2 separate regions of the Mus musculus genome follow, and region 2 is linked to region 1. A link is a loop called in an ENCODE intact Hi-C map of the cell type or tissue named here. Cell type or tissue: gastrocnemius. All regions are shown on one strand.

Region 1 (8,000 bases):
GTGCAAACCTTTGCCTTCTCCACCCCAGGGTGGGTCACTCTGTGGTCTCTGGGCACAGGCCTCTAGTGAGTCACTGGCCCCAGAGAAAAGAGCTGGTCTGACTGCAGATGTTTCCAGTCTTTGTTTCTCTGCTCTCTTGGGGCCATCTGGATTAAGCTGAATTAAAAGGCAGGTGAGGAGCACAGGTGCTCGATGTAGGGCAGAGGTCTCCATGGCAACAGAACCATCTGGCTTTCTTGCCTGGCATCAGGCCTTGTGACTTCATGGTGGAATCTTCTCTCAGTAGGCAGGAGGGGTTGCCTGGTGAAGAGCAGGCAGGGAGGAGGCTCACAGGGGAGAGACGTTGACCTTCTAGCTCTAGGCTGAGTTTTAGGTTTAGTGTCAGCACTTGGGGCTCCAGCTAGCTCCAGCTGGGATTCTAAGGGGCAAGTGCAGGTGAGTGGGAACAGCCGAGCCTGCGGGGCATCTCCTCTGAAGCCCTCTGGGGAGTTGGAGCCGTCACACCTGGTCCCTTTCAACCCAGGCCTAGCAGGTAAAGAGGAGTCAGGGCCCCAGGAGGCAAGACAAAAGCATGGACTGCCCTTCCCTCTAGAACAGTCAGTCCTGGTTGGCACCCCCTTCAATGGCAGGAAGGATAAGGCATAGGGTGAGTCGCCATAGGGGGCTTCCATAGGAAGTACCAGCAAGGCCTTCTAACTCAACAGTGAGCCATCCAGCCCTCTGATATCTGTTAGGATCCTAGGGTTGCCATAACCAACTTGCAATCTTGGTGGGTTTAAATGGTTCATTTCCACACAGTGTTGGAGGCCTGATGCCTGATGTCAAGGTGTCAACAGAGTTAGTTCTTTCTTGGGACTCCAGGGGAAAAGTTGTCACTCCATTTTCCGCCACAGGAGATCATCACCATGGCATGCTCCCTGGGTGTCTGTGTCCAAGTTTCTCAGTCATAGATCTAAGGCATGCCCTAACCCAGTAAAACTTATCTAGACATGGTTGCATCTGCCAAGATCATACAAATAAGGGCGTAGTCACCATGCCAGGGCTTAGGACTGGGATGTCTCTCACAGGGAACATGTACTTCACATATGTACAGCAAAGAGCTCAGGCTTCAGAGGGACAGATGGGGCTCAGCCCTGGTACAGTCGCCCAGCCTGCTTCCCCATTACCGGGCAGCAGGAGAGACGAGTCCATCCTCGTGGACTTTCTGAGGATTAAGAGCAGGGGCCATTCTTCAGTGTCACCTGTATGCTCTGGTCCCTCCCTCCCTTCCTGGCACTATCAGTCCATGACCAGGACTTCTCCAGGAGTTAGGTGACATTCAGAGACTTAGGGGCTGTCACTGATTCAAGAGCTGAGACCCCCTAGACGAGTCAGGAAATCCAGATGACAGGCTATAATAATCTTTCCTGAAGCCCATGGTCTCTAGGCTGGAGCAGCTTGAGGCCTTTGGATATGGTCCAAATAGGTAGTGATGGAAATGGAGACTCGTAGTCTCTATTTCCCTCTGGCCAAGAAGGAATCCCCCATTTCTCTTCTCTGCCTCTTCGTCAGACATGGCTTGTTCGCCCAACCAAGCCTGGGCAAGTCTGTGGGCATCCTCATTCTCTTACTCTCTCATTCTCGCCCTCCCCTTCTTCCTTCCTTCCCTCCCTCCCTTCCTCCCTCCCCCTCTCATGTGTATGGGTGTTTTGTCTGCATGTGTGTGTCTACACCACTAACATGCTTGCCTGATGTTTGAGGTCAGAAGAAGGCATCAGATCCTTCCAGAAATGGAGTTACAAATTGCCGTGAGCCACCATGTGGGTGCTGGGACTTGACTCTGGATCCTCCAGAAGAGCAGCCAGTGCTCTTCCTAACCCCCTGAGCCATGTCTACAGCCCCATCTTTGTCTCTTACATCTTCCTCCTTCCATACTTTCTGCCCTCCCTCCTCCTTCCACTCTTTGTTGACTGCTTGGGCACCAGGGCTTTTCTAGATCCCATGGAAACAGAAGTCAACTAGATAGATGAAATTTATAGTTAGCGGGATACAAGATAACCAAACCAAAACAAGTGCTTCATGGCAGAGGGTGCATCAAAGAACGAGTGTTCTCAGTTGGAAGGGGTCAGCGAATAAGGTGATGTGACTAGCTCGGGAATAAAGCCACTATGACCAGGAACCATATGCAGCTATCACCCAGGAAAGGGGAGGGTTCCGGTAAGCACAACGGGGAGTGACCGGGACCTGCTCAGGAAAGGCCAAGTGAAGGCCTGTGTGCACCCAACACAGTGAGTTAGGGGAGTCAGAGATCAGGAGGTTAGAATAAGGAACAATTTCTTGGGTTCTTTTGTTCTTTGTTTTATGTTTTTCTTGGAAGAGTGTCAGGGGCATGACCACCCCAGGTGCAGAATAGGCAGAGAAAGCAGGCAGGCGAAGAAAAGCATTTCTGAGAGAAAGAAGGAATATCGGTTGCAGTCAGGGAAACTAGGAACACTTGTGGGGCAAGGGCCAGAGATGCTCAGGTAGGGTCAAGAGAGGTGTGACTGAGGGTGGGCCCAGGATCTGCTGAAGAGCCAGCAGGGTAAAGAGTATGATGAGGTTAGAGAGCCTGGGTTTAGTAGTATCGTTAGGAGCACTGCTAGACTTCTCCCAGAGGGGAACCCTGGTCAGGTGTGAGCTCTCTAAGCCTCTCAAATATAGACAGGACTAGGAAGGGGGCAGGCAGCACTGGCCGATAGAGTCTTCTCTTCTTAGACAATGCAGAAGAGCCAAGAAGCCGAGTCCGGCACCTTGATCTCTCTGAGCCTCCTGTTGGGGGAGGACCCAGAACACCTGTCCCAGCAACTGCGGGCTACCAGTCTACGGGACAGGGAGCCACTTGGCTCTCCCGGCCTCTCCAAGGTGGGCTCAGAGTACCTGCCCTTCTGCACATATGAGCAGCCCCTGGCTGTGGAGGAGCTGGCCCAGCTGGCTGAAACCGGCCCAGGGCACGAAGCTGGCTGGAGCAGCCAAGGGAGCCTGTTCCTCGAGGACTCAGCGCCACCCAGTGGCTTCTTCCCGTACTACCGTTCCCAGGAAGAGCACCTCGCCAGTGCCACCACCACCCCTCAAGGCTGCAGCTGGTGTCTGGGCTCCAGAGACCCCTTTCCGGGAAGTGAGACACAAGATGGCTGCCACAAAGTCACAGCCAGAGATGGATGCCTTGTGAGTTTGAAGAGGCCACAGGAGGGCTGGCAACACCAAAACTCTGAAATGCTCCAGATACCTACCTCTCCTTGCCCAGTGAGACCCTGGCCAGGTCCCTGATGACTCAGTAGCTAGAGGCACAGAGACTAGGAGGGACCGTCCAATTGTACACCAGCCTCCACCCCCCCCCTTTGCAGGAAAGTGGCTCTGTAGATGAAAAATGACCCACAAGAATTCAAGGAAAGCCCTGAAGCCAGAGCCGAGGCCCTAGAAACACCTGGTTACTTCTTGAAATTGGTTAGACAAATTTCACACCCAGACACTGGATGGGTGACATTTCATTTAATCCTCGTGACCATGAGACAGGGCTAGTGAGACACATCTCCTTCTAAATCAAAGGAACAAGGCTTAGGTTAGCCTAGGTCACCCAGCTGGCAGATGCCAAGCCTGGGTTCTGACCTAGTCCTGTGCCCTCTAATCTTGTGAACAACCATTCCACTAGGCATGGGGTCTAGGGACTGCAGAGATAAGTACTGCATTCAAAGGCCAGGATCAGACGTTCCCATAGCGGCCTCTGGATGAGGAAGCAACATTACCAAAGGTTCCCCACTTGACAGAACTTGGCCTAGGTCCTGTCCCCTTCCTTGATCACCCCTGTAGAGTTGTAGCCCAGATTCTATCTTGCATCTGGGCCTGAATCTTGCTTATTTCCTATTTCTCCTCACCCAGTCTCTCTTGGCAGGGCCAGACCTAATCTCTGGGTTTCCACCCTCACCAGTCTGCTGCTGCTGCTTGCGAGGGCACCATGCTCATGAGGCCTCAGGATTTGTACCATACTACAGGAGCCCCGAAGAGAGGCTACGGGCCAGCCCTGTGGTTTCCTCCTCTGTGCTGGGGAGTTCATGGGAGTGACCCCCCCAACCTGGTGCTGCCAGCCTGGGAAGGCGCAGGAGTGAAGGCAGTGGGGACTTCTGGGGAGTCATACTCCAGTGCCTCCTGATCATCGAGGGACAAGGGGAACTGGAACAGAGGCCCCCCACAGCTCAGGCCACCTGCCCTGGGACCCCAGCTGGCCTAGTGAGTGCCTAGCCCTCAGACCTTCATTGTTCCTCCTTCCTGGGGGTGGAGAGAGAGACCACCAATGGGGGGGAGGGTCCTCCTTTTCCCACAGAGGCCCACAGAAAGAACCATCTCTCCCCTTCTCTCCACACCTTCACCAGTGCCTGGTGATGATGCAGTCTTCTACCCTGGTATCTCCCTCCTCATGTCTGGGCTTGCCTTTCTCATTAAGAAGCAGAAGGGAGAGGCCTGTGCCACATTCAGCCACCCAGTGCCACACCCATAAATTCACCATCCTACACCATCTACCCCACCTTGTTCTTCTAGGTTGGGAAATATGCATCATGAAGCTGGGTGTGGGGGTGGGGAGATGGCAGGGTAATCACTAAAGTGGCTGCAGGGGGATTCCTACTGTGTCCCCATTTGGATCCCATCGTTGCTTCTGTAGCTTGCTGCAAACCTGGGCACAGGGAGCCAGGGCTTCCTGGACGGCCTGAAGGTACACAGTACACACTGGCTTTGTAGATAGTGTCATCATGAGGCTGGAGTGCCTTCCCACCTGGAGTGTGGTGCTTCAGAACCAGGCCCACCTCCCTTCTACTGAGCAGTCATTAGGAGCCAGGAGCCTGCCTTGCCAGGCTTTTAGAGGAAATGTCATTCTAAGACTAAGAAACAGGTTCAGAGGGGTGTGCAGACAGGCTCCTGATTCTGAACACTGGCCTTAGCAGAGGCCCATGGTTGGGGCTACAGGGATGGCGGGATTGATGGGCCAGGAGGAGCTGAGCTGGAGCCTGACTGCACAGCCAGGAGATCCAGCAAGGCTCTGGTGTGACCCATTTACTCTCCACCTGCCTCTTCCCACCCTGTGTGCACCTGAGCCCCTTCTGAGTCTGGTTCTCCCAATTCTTCTCCCTGGACCCATTTTGCTGCTTAGGAAAACCGAGGTGCATTTTGTAGGGGAAAAAAAAAATCCATGTTGCTTAAGGATTTTATTTGTTTCTCATTGTGAGTGGTTGTAAGCCACGATGTGGTTGCTGGAATTTGAACTCATGACCTCTGGAGGAGCAGTCAGTGCTCTTAACCGCTGAGCCATTTTCACCAGCCCTAGGATTTTATTCTTTACCCCCACCCTCCCCCACCTCACTTGTTATGGGATCAGAAGACATTTTGGAGTTCTTGAAATTTGTTCTTCTTCAACATGGGACATTTGTGTGGTGATTATACTGACTCTGGGGCAGAAATCAGTGGGTAGTAGGTGTGCTCCGAAGCCAAGAGTGACCTCAGACTTGACTCTGAGGACATTGGATCCTGTAGGACTGGTGGCACAGGCCTTTACTCTCAGCTATTTAGAAGGCCAGCCAGAAAAAGCAGGTCATTGTTACATTGTTACTTTTTTGTTTGTTTGTTTTTGTTTTTCAAGACAGGGTTTCTCTGTATAACTCTGGCTGTCCTGGAACTCACTTTGTAGACCAGGCTGGCCTCGAACTCAGAAATCCGCCTGCCTCTGCCTCCCAGGTGCTGGGATTAAAGGCGTGCACCTTATTCTTTACAACTTAGCTAGACTCTAGCTCAAAGAGAGAGAGAGAGAGAGAGAGAGAGAGAGAGAGAGAGAGAGAGGTAAAATGTCTGGGGGTGTAGGATAAACTCTAGGATCAAGTTCTGGGCCTTGTTAGTAGGTGTGTAAATGGATACAGAAGTACCAGACACATCCAAGTCTTGTGGCAAGTGGGCAGACCCAGGCATTGATCTGAAACAATGTGAGTTCTCTGTATCTTGCCCTATGACCCCAGGCTTCCCTCAGAGGATAGTTGGGGTTGGGGATTATTGGCTGACACATATGTATGCCCTGGGGTGAGGGTCAACTGAGGTGGTAGATCTACCAGGTCTCCTGAACGCAAACACTGTTTTCAGAGGAGCCTGTATTCTTGTGTGGGTGATGTAATTGTCCACTCCCAGCAGCAACCATCCTCCCTGAAGACTGCCACTGGCCTATAGATGCCACCGACCTGTAAATGCCACCTTCCACGTGACCATCTCAGTTCCTGGCTCTGCAACCCAAGGTCCTCCGGAGTCAGGGCTCCAGCCCATCAGTATCCTGCCCCACCAGGGAGCAAAGGACTGCTGATCACCCCCCCCCCCCCCCCCCCCGCTCCCAGGCCACTGCGCAGGCGTACCGTGGCTCCGCGCCATCTTCCCACTTGCTATGGCCTCTCCCCACAGCTTGCCCATCTGCCCTTAGATTTCCTTTCTGAACACTGCTAGCCTCTGCTCTTCGGATTTCCATGGGCGAGCCTGCAGCTAGGTCTCCAGCACATGGAGGACAGCCATGTGACCCAGCTACCTCCCGTTTATGCCCCTACATACTTCTCTTGGCTTCCCAGTGAGGTTTCCAGCAGCGGTGGCCCTTGTCAGCCTTTTACACAGGTACCCTTCACTTTCAGATCTCCCAGCTTGTTCCCACTTGTGTCCATCAACTGAGGAGAAAGTCGGAGAGGAGTCAGGCAGTCCTTGGCCCTCAGAACCTGGTACAGAAGAAAACACAGGAGCTCCAGCACCGTGCACTGGCGTTTTGGGTGTGACGCAGTTGGCATGCTAATTCTGTTTTATCGATGATAAAGAAGCTGAGGCAGAGAAACCCGGGCATTTATGCAGCGGGGTGGGGATTGTGGGCCTTCAGGAAAGTCACTTCCCTTCTTGAGTCCTGGCCTGAAGGAGCATTTGGGGCTTGGAGTGGAGCCGCCCACGAGTCTCACAATCATCACCACTGAGTGACATTAGCGAATTTATTTGACCTCCCGCCTGAAAGCCTGGTGTAGCCTGGCAGAGCTGACTGCCCACCCGCAAGATGGGAGCCTGGTTACTTACAAGCTGCAAGTGATCCTGAAGTAAGGTTTGTTGTTTGTTTTTGTTTTTTGTTTTTCCTCCAGTCTACAACTCCCAAGAAGACTCTCAGTGGCTCCTCTGGCACTCTCAGAGAGTCCTCCCTGGCCCCCGCAGCCTCGCTGGCATCCTCAGACTTCTTGCTGGACCTTTTTAATGCAGACCCCAGCTCCTTACCAGCCCGTGGCAGGAAACCCCTCCATTCTGGCAACCTCGCTGTCCTGGAGGCCCCGAGTGCTGTGCAGCAGCGCCCCCTCCTGGCGCATCTTGTCAGGACAGCTGGCTTCCCTGAGATCTACAGTTTGATTGTTCAGACACTGCCTAAGAAGGCACCACACCTACCTTACTTATAAAGAGCGACACCACCAGCCACCAGCTGCAGCAGCCTCTCAACCCTGGTGCAGCGACCTGGCAGCCAGAGTCCTCAAACGGCCAATCCACCCTCACTCCCCAGCCACATGCTATCACGCAGCTCCCGAAGTCTCACCGGGTGGACGACAGACTGAAAATCATCTGAGCATTCTCTGGGCAGAGCCCAGGGAACTGTCTTTGCGGAAGGAACCCTGTTCCCAATGACAAGCTCACAGAGCAAACCTGAAGTCAGTGTGGCCCTTTTCTCCCTCCAGTTACCTCCCACAGCCTGCACAAGAACAATACAGGCCCAAAGCACATGTGGGGCCTGTCACAGGCATCAGTCAAATGTCTTTCTGTTGGTGGGGGAAGGGGTCTAGTGATCAGCACAAAAGCCTGGAGGCTGAAAAGAAGCCAGGATTCTGTGGGACTCTGGGAAAGGCGCCTGGGGACCTCCTTAGCTCTGCCATGATTAGGACTCCCTCTGACATAAAGTGGCTGGCCCTTTAGTCATTGCCCCATGGTCTCTCTGTTTAGGGCACCTC
Region 2 (8,000 bases), 260 kb before region 1:
TGGAGAGGCAGGTATGGTTGTTGCCAAGAATCTCGGGGAGTTGTTTGGAGTCTGATCAGCCATTCCTACTCATGGGAAAAGCCGTCATCAGATGGGCCCCCAGCCCTGCAAGTGGAACACGTCAGTGAAAAGATGCTCTATGCTGTTAGGCTGTGTTGGGCAGTGGCTGTAGCCCCTGAGGTTATGAGCAACTTTATCTGTGATCTTGTCTGCAGAGAGGAGGTGTAACTTTCTCCTCACTTTCCAATGATCTGTCAATGGTCAGAGATCCCACCATCCAAGAGGTGGTGACATGGACAAGGGACAACGGCAACATGTCTGGAAAGGCAGTCTGGACTTTAACAGCTGACTATGGGAGATGGGCCCTTGGGGTACAAACCTGTGAACATAGGACATGATGCCCAGGCCCGGCTGGGTCTCTGAGCACATGGAGGACCCCTCTGCCTTCCTTCTCAGCCTGGCCACACAGGCTGCAAGGCACAGGCCCTCCCTAGGGCCTCAGGGGAAGATGGCCTCCCCCCAACCTCATCTGCAAATCTCATCTCCAGGCCCAGAGCTTCCTCCCAGGTGGGGCTGCCCCCTTTTGGAGCTCAATTTCCCCATCAGCCCCAGGCCATATATCTTGCCCTGCTTTCTCCTGATGCTTTATAGCTTGCTGGAAACACTGCTCCTTAGCACTTCGAAGGGTACCACTTGAAAGCATCTCAAGCTAACCCAATACGATTCCTTTTTAATTTGAGCAGGCTTATTTCTCCGAATGGCTTTCCTGATCTCAGGAGGGCATGCTCCCTAATATTAAACTTTTTTTTTTCTTTAAAAAGAGCGCGCGCACACAAAAAAATGACTCACATCTGTTTGATATTTAATTCAAATTGAATGGCAGGACGGGGCGAAATTGCACTGTGAATGGCCATAAAGCGTGATGTCTAAGAGAGCCAAGCATGCTAAACCTGTATGCCAGAAAACAGGGAGAGACAAAATGGAAGGGATGTAGCCCGGGCATTGGGGGTTCCTCCCGCCCAGAAGCTGAAGCGGCGGCAGCGGTGGCGGCACTGAGAGACAAGGAGGTTGGGGAAGGATACCATGTGCCCACTAGAGGCTGTGGAGGGGCCACTTTCCTGGCTCAGCAGGGTCCTAGAACCCAACACTGACAGCTGCAGGGTGGTGTTGCCATGGCACCCCTCAAGGGCTGCTGGGTAGCTATGCATAGACAGCCTGAGTGACCAACAGATGCTACCTTGCCCTTGGTGTCCAGGAAGCCAACTCAGAGAGCCTAGGCTAAAGTCCTTTGTACCTCGTTCCTGCTGATCCATTTTCCAGAAACAGCAACATCCTGTATTCCAGAGGCAGAAGACGAGGCTCAGAGAACCCTGTTCTCTCCAACCTTGTGAGGAGGAAGGTGCCCTCTAGGTGCCTCACAACCTGTCACTTACTTTAAGCTCTGAGACGCAAAGGCCCTAGGAAAGACATGATTATAGCCATTTATCTACCGCTCTCTACTTGGCTGCATTTTAAGTAAAGGGTTGATTCTAGTCCTTGCATACGGTCTCCAGCTATGAAATATGACAGGCCACCCTTGCTAGGCGTGTGTGCGATGGGGCTCCACCAGGCAAGCTCAGAGCTGGCCGTGGGCTGCCCTATATCGAAAACATGGACAGAGGAGTAGGAGACAAACAAAGCCTGAGGACAAGCCAGATGCTGGCACCTGACCAGCTGTGCGAGCGGCACACTTCTGCTCTCTGGCCCTTCGCTTCCTCATCCAGAACATGCCGCAGCTTCACCTTCTCCAGAGGCTGCTTCCGATTTCTGTGGTGAAACGTATAAACAAATTTGCTCTCCAATGGCAAAATAATTTCACTTGAAGGCATTTTCACTATGCTTTCTTGCTCCCCAGTACCTGAGGACAAGGGACTAGAATGCTTGGTCCCATGTAGTAGGGTGCTGAGGCTCTCTATTAAGTGTTGGTTGTTAAAGATGATGAGATGTCAGGCTGCAGAGATGGCTCGGCACTTGCTGTTCTCACTGAGGACCCACGTTCAATTCCTAGCACCCACACTCCCAAGCATCCAAACTTGAGTTCCAGAGGACCACTAGGTGTGCACTTGTGCACAGACTCACACATGAGCCACACACTCATATATATAAAACAAACTACGTTTTTAAAAGATCATAGAAGTCTAAACAGAATTAAGCCATGTAGTGACTATTCCTGGTTGTCAACTTGACTGTATCTGGGATGAACTACAATCCAGAATTGGAGGGTTCACCTGTGATCCTAATCTGGAGGCTGGGAGATACAAGTTTCTGATCTGGATCTTGGCATGGAGATCTTGGGACATAGTGGCTATGAATCCCAGGAGACTAAGGCAAGGAGATCTCTGAATTCAAGGTCAGCCTGGGACAAAACAAGTTCCAGATCCAGGCGTGGTGGCACACATCTTTAATCTGGGCCACACCTTCTGCTGGAGACCTACATAAGGACATTGGAAGAAGGAAGATTTGCTCTTGTTCCTTTACCTGCTTGCCTTGTGGGACTGAGCAACTGCTAGATCCTTGGACTTCCATTCACAGCTGACCATTGTTGGGGAGTTGGACTATAGACTGTAAGTCATCATAACAAATTCTCTTACTGTATAGAGACTACCATAAGTTCTGTGACTCTAGAGAACCCTGACTAATACAAGTTTAATAGTAAACTACATTTAGCCATTTACAAGAATCACTAAAGTTTTAGTTGAATTATTAAAGTTATATGAACTTACTTAAATAATCCATATTTAATTCAAAACAAACCATCAAAAGTTATTGCTTCCTAAGCATCTTTGTTGTATCTATATCTTTTAAATTAGTTTTTATTTATCTGTTTATGTGTGCCTGCTTGTTTACATGTGCACCATGCGTGTTAAGTGCCCACAGAGGCTAGAAGAAGGGCATCGGATCCCCTGGAGCTGTAGGTACAGGCACTCATGAGCCAGCTGATTATTGGTGCTGGGAATCCAACCTGTGTCCTTTGCAAGAACAGCAAGTGCTTTTAACTGCTGAGCAACCTCTCTGGCCCTAGTGTCTGTATTCTTGAGAGTATGGAAGGGATGAAGCCGGTGCAATGGGGTGCCTCCTGCCTAGAATTGAAGCAGCAGCTCTCTCACTGAGAAAGGAGGACATGGGAGAGGGAAACAGTGCACACTGGAGGGTGGGGGTGGGCATTTTCTGGCTTTAACAGGATGGTGGTGTGATGCCACAAGGGCTGTTGAGTAGTTCTACACAGACAGCCTGGGTGACCGGCCTGGTGCTACCCTGCTCTTGGTGTGTAGGAGGCTACTGCATCTACGTGGCAATAACCAGTATAGAAAGGTATATGTGCTGGGGCTGAAGAGATGGCTCAGTGGTTAAGAGCATTGACTGCTCTTCCAGAGGTCCTGAAGTTCAAATCCCACCAAACACATAGTGGCTCACAGCCATCTGTAATGGGGCCCGATGAACTCTTCTGGTGTGTGTCTGAGGACAGCTACAGTGTACTCATATAAATAAAAATAAATAAGTCTTTTTTAAAAAGGAAAGGAAAGAAAGGTATGTTCTCCTGCCCCTAGAGCTTTTGTAGGTATGGCTGCAGTATCACATGCGTGCCAGTAGGTGGCAGAGAGGAGGGAGGCTGTGTCTAAGCTCAGTGTTCTGATCTATGAACATCTGAAGCCTAACATTCCCTGAAGAAAGAGAGGGAGGGAGGGAGGGAGGGAGAGAGAGAGAGAGAGAGAGAGAGAGAGAGAGAGAGAGAGAGAGAGAGGGAGAGAGAGAGGGAGAGAGAGAGAATGAGAGAGAAAGGCACATACTTCTCTGAGTCTCTTCCCTGTCATTCAATAATGTCACCTTGTAATGGGGCTCTCAAAACGGACTACAGTGAGAACAATCACACCATGGAAATTGGCAAATGCCGCCATGGGAGCTCTGTACCAGAGAGAGCCAGTTGTTGAGCGGTACAGCTGTTGAGCTGTCCCTGACTGGAGGCTGCTGAAGTGACGTGTGTGCAGCCTAGAGGTCCCTTCCTCCGAAGCATAGTGAGGGCAGCTGTCATCAGGAGGAACCAGTGGCCGGGGCAGTGTCCTGACTTTTCCATATCACAAAGCTGGCTTCTCAGTAGGCTCGCCGCCCTCCCCCCCCCCCCACTCCTCACAGGGTCTCCTCATTCTCAGCTGGGAATGCTTTCTCTTCCTCTAGCTGAGGAGGAGAGAAAATCACAGCTCGTAACTACCCTGTGGTTTTCTGTTACCCAGACTTTTAGGCGGGGGACCTGGAGAGAGAGAGAGAGAGAGAGAGAGAGAGAGAGAGAGAGAGCCGGAGTCGGGGTGGGGGTGGGGGTGGGGGTGGGGGTGGGGAGCCTGAGCAGATGCAGCTTTGAGATGTTTCAACTCAAAAATCTATGTGGTAACTACAGACTCTGCAGGCCCAGGAGAAGTGGAATGTAAAACTGAATGGCAGCCTTCCCTGTTAGCTTCCCGCCTAGGCCTCTAATGAGTGTCCACGGGGGCCATGTTATCCTCAGTAATGAGGCCCAGTGTTGGTTCTGAGCCTCCAGACTCCAGGCTGCTGCCAGTCCTCCTGGGGCAGATCTTGGAGTCCAGGAGCTGTGTGTCTGTTTCTGAATGGTGAAGGGTGGGAGGCAAGCCCTGCCTGGAAACAGCCCTGCTGGCAGATGAGGGATTGTGCTGTGAGGTTCTGCTGGGGGCTGCCGCTGGCTCCTGGGCTCAGTGACTACTTCAGGAGGGAAGCTGTTCGTTATCCACAGCCTGAGCACTTGGCCTTTCATACTCCATTTTTAACTGCCATCCAGCAACAGCTTTATCAAGGCTTCAGCCAGTGTCTGCTGGGCTTGGTCCCTAGAAGCCTGCTCTTACCCAATCAAATTTTTCCTCATAGCTCACCCCACTCTTGCCTTCAGGGCCTTACTGAAGACCGACTGAGAGCCAGGCAGCTGTCAATCATGTCTGAGAGCGTTTCTGCCACATATAGGGTTCTTCTGGTGAGAAGTTCTAGCAACCAGACTACATCATACTGACCCCTATGGAAATGAGGACTTAATGTGCCACAGATAACTGTCCCATTTGAAGGTCCCAGCACTGACGTGGAGCTGGATGGTAGAGGGCTGTTCTCAGTGGGAGCAGTCAGGGGTCTTTCTGGAAGGATCTGATGGCTAACGAGATAGTTGGCACTTAATGCATTGTCCATGCACTAAGTTGCTTTATATGTTGGGTTCCCCCCCCCCCCGACATCTTCACAGAGGTGGGATAGGCACTAACAGTATCCCCGTTTTATAGGTGAGGAGAAGGTGGCATGTGTAATGGAAGCTTCTAGAATCAATGGAGAACAGTGAGGATTTGAGTATTGGTCTTCTTTGGACACCTCTCTCTCTCTCTGCTCTGTGCCATGACTCCCCAGAAGGAGGCCGTCAAAGCAGGGCACTTTAGCATCCAGATAAGAATGCATGAGAGCCAAGCCAGACCACACCTGGCTTTTCTTTGTGTGTTACTAGGCTGTACCATCTGCTTGCCCACAGGTGCTTAGGTGGGAGAGGTTGGCAATGAGGTCCCTATGACTGCCCCCACACACCCTACTTGGTAGCTATCCTAGGGCCTCAACAAGGCTAAGGAAGACTGAGACAGAACACACAGGGCTTGCGTTGGAGTTTGGTTGCCTGCGTGTCTAACGTGTCTCTCCTTTCTCTGCTCTGTGCTGCAGGGACTCAGACCCTTCAGGTAGCCCAGTCTCAGGTTGCTTTGCCCGATGCTTCTGCCAGAGGGAGGTCTATTAGAAGGTGGTGGGATCATGAGAGGCGAGAAACCCAGACATCTCTAACTCTTCTTGCCAACTCAGGAGCCACCTGTGGCCCCAGCTGGCCACCAGCCGTTCCTCCCTCAGAGGCCTCCATTTCCACAAAAGGCCTTCCTGGTTGTTCAGGACAGAGCCTGGTTTCCCTGATACCCCTTCTCTCAGTGGCCACTGAAGTTACAGGGATGCAGCCAGCCGTGGTTGCCATGTCTGTATATGCTAATCTCCGAATTCCACTTCCTGTTTAGATTCTCAGCAGTTCTCCCGTGCTGGGCTCCAATCGCTCAAATTAAAATTCTTTTTGTTGTTGTTGTTTAATACTTGAAACTGGGTTTGTTTGCCTGACTTGGTCCTGGATGATTAAAACCCTCTAAACAAGGATATGTAACAGTGTCCCTGTTTGAGACCGACTCTTTGGAAGACTTCTAGCAATCATGACATCTGAGCTTGCAGAAAAGAAAACCAGAAATGTCAGGCCTGGCTAAGCACTGGCTTCTTGGGTAACCTCTGCTTTTGAAGACCCCCTACCCCCATCCCCCGTCTCCATAGCTTTAAGAGAAGGTAGAGCGAACATCCTGGGCAGGTCTCCTTCCAGGAGGCAGAAAGCTGGACTCCAAGTCTGGAGCATGGGGGCTTCTCTGTGCTGATAGTACGCAGAGGGATTAGGAGGAGAGAGGGAGATCGTCTGTTTCTCTGGAGCCAGGTCCACACGGTGAGTTCCTCGTTCCCTCATGGATGCGATCCTGACTGGGTGTGCCCTTTCTCTGGCTCCTCCTTGCTTCCAAATGTCCAGAGTCGTGCCCTTCACAAAGACTCTCTCTAAGATGGGTTTCTCTCGGGGATGGAGGCCATTTTTCTCCTGGAAATAAATACCAGAAGAACAGGGAGAGGTTGTGGTGGGGTTGAGTTGCAGCCTCTCTGGAGGACAGAACAAGCTCCCTTGCCAAATGGTACTTTAATGTCCTTTTGGTTCACATGCCTTACAGAAGAAAATGATTCTACTCCTCTGCTGCGGCTCACCTGGCTCTCCGTCGCTCACTTGGGCTGCTTCTTTCCCACCGGAGTAAGCGATTGGAAAGCAAAGGTAAGCAGGAACAATTTTTCCCCCTCCGTTTTCCCCCACCCCCAACCCCGGCAGGCTTAATGCCTCGGCCATAAAGCGTTTACAAACTCTAAAGAAAGATAATAACTTCCCTTCTCACGGCCCAGTCGCGGGGAGGTAGTGCATGTTTCCAATAAGCTGGAAATGTAACTCAAATAGTAGGTTTTATTTCACTTTAATCCGCCTGCGAGTTCACGTTAAAGGTAAGAGGAATCAGTCTTGCAATGTGAACCAAGTTCATTAAAATCAGCATCTCCTCCTAGGACTTAACTCCTCCCCCCAAGTCTTGGCTAGATGGATGACCTGGGGCAGTGGAGAGTGACTACAACCCAGAGGCCGTGGGCAGGAGCAGGGGAAGCAGGAGCCAGTGGATGGAGTAGGAGGCAGGTGCCCCAGCTGGTTTGGGGGTGTGGGGGGAAGAGGATGTACATTCAATGAGGCTTGCTTGCTTGCTTGCTTGCTTGTGACACCTCTTGATGGATGGCAACCTGGTTGTGCAGTGGGTAGTTATAGAAATGATTCTCAGGCCGTGTCCTCAGCTCTACCAGACACTAGGAGGACTGAAACTGAGCCCCTCAACTAGGGCTTCCTTTCCACATTTATGGAGCCACTGCTCCCTGGGTGCCCTGGTGGTGCTCCATCAGTGCCTTGGTGGTGCTCCCTCAATGCCCTGGTGGTGCTCCCTTGTTGCCCTGCTGGCAAATTTGACTGTTGCTTCTTTGTGTAGCAATAAGTATTCCTTCAGGTTAAGAACTATCTTGTCCAGATCTCTGGCAGGGTGGTCTCCTGGTGCTCTATGGTCTCAAGCAGGGCTGGTGTGTATAGCTGGCAAGCTTGCAGAGCAAGGTGGGTATTGCTGGTGCATGCTCGAGAAAGGGGGCCAGGGAAAGGATATTTGTCAGGTAACTGGCCTGGTTCCGGGCTAGCCAACTGACTCCTGACAGCCACAGCTAAGGGCCCTTCTCAGGGTCGCCTGGGCATGCCTGTGGCCTTGCCCCTCTTTATTGGAGGCTGAAAGAGCTGGTGAGAGGGAGCTGTCTCCCCTTCTCCATGACAGTCAGTCACCATATAAATGCCC

Evidence for each region. A loop is a pair of places that touch in the nucleus more often than their neighbours do. Peaks named below come from ENCODE experiments on the same cell type or tissue, not always from the same donor. Only the 100,000 strongest peaks of a DNase experiment are listed, where the experiment ranks them.
Region 2: it touches region 1 in a loop (3-fold over the local background); 1 of 42 quality-filtered maps calls a loop at or near these places.

Annotation. Positions count from the first base shown.
Region 1 is chr13:56,426,305-56,434,304 of GRCm38, forward strand. Gm3045 (predicted gene 3045) reads left to right here and starts at 282. Exons shown (of 5, transcript NR_165659.1): 1 at 282-435; 2 at 2,734-2,880; 3 at 3,055-3,183; 4 at 3,895-4,242; 5 at 6,666-7,964. In gastrocnemius, CTCF peaks have their summits at 3,035 (motif pointing left) and 7,372 (motif pointing left); DNase peaks (open chromatin) are centred at 244, 3,022, 4,126, 6,419 and 2 more places.
Region 2 is chr13:56,164,024-56,172,023 of GRCm38, forward strand. Gm31657 (a long non-coding RNA gene) reads left to right here and starts at 2,577. Exons shown (of 8, transcript XR_382472.1): 1 at 2,577-2,603; 2 at 6,807-6,904. It also overlaps the pseudogene Gm25148. In gastrocnemius, a CTCF peak has its summit at 3,600 (motif pointing right); DNase peaks (open chromatin) are centred at 1,151 and 1,711; H3K4me3 peaks cover 246 bases.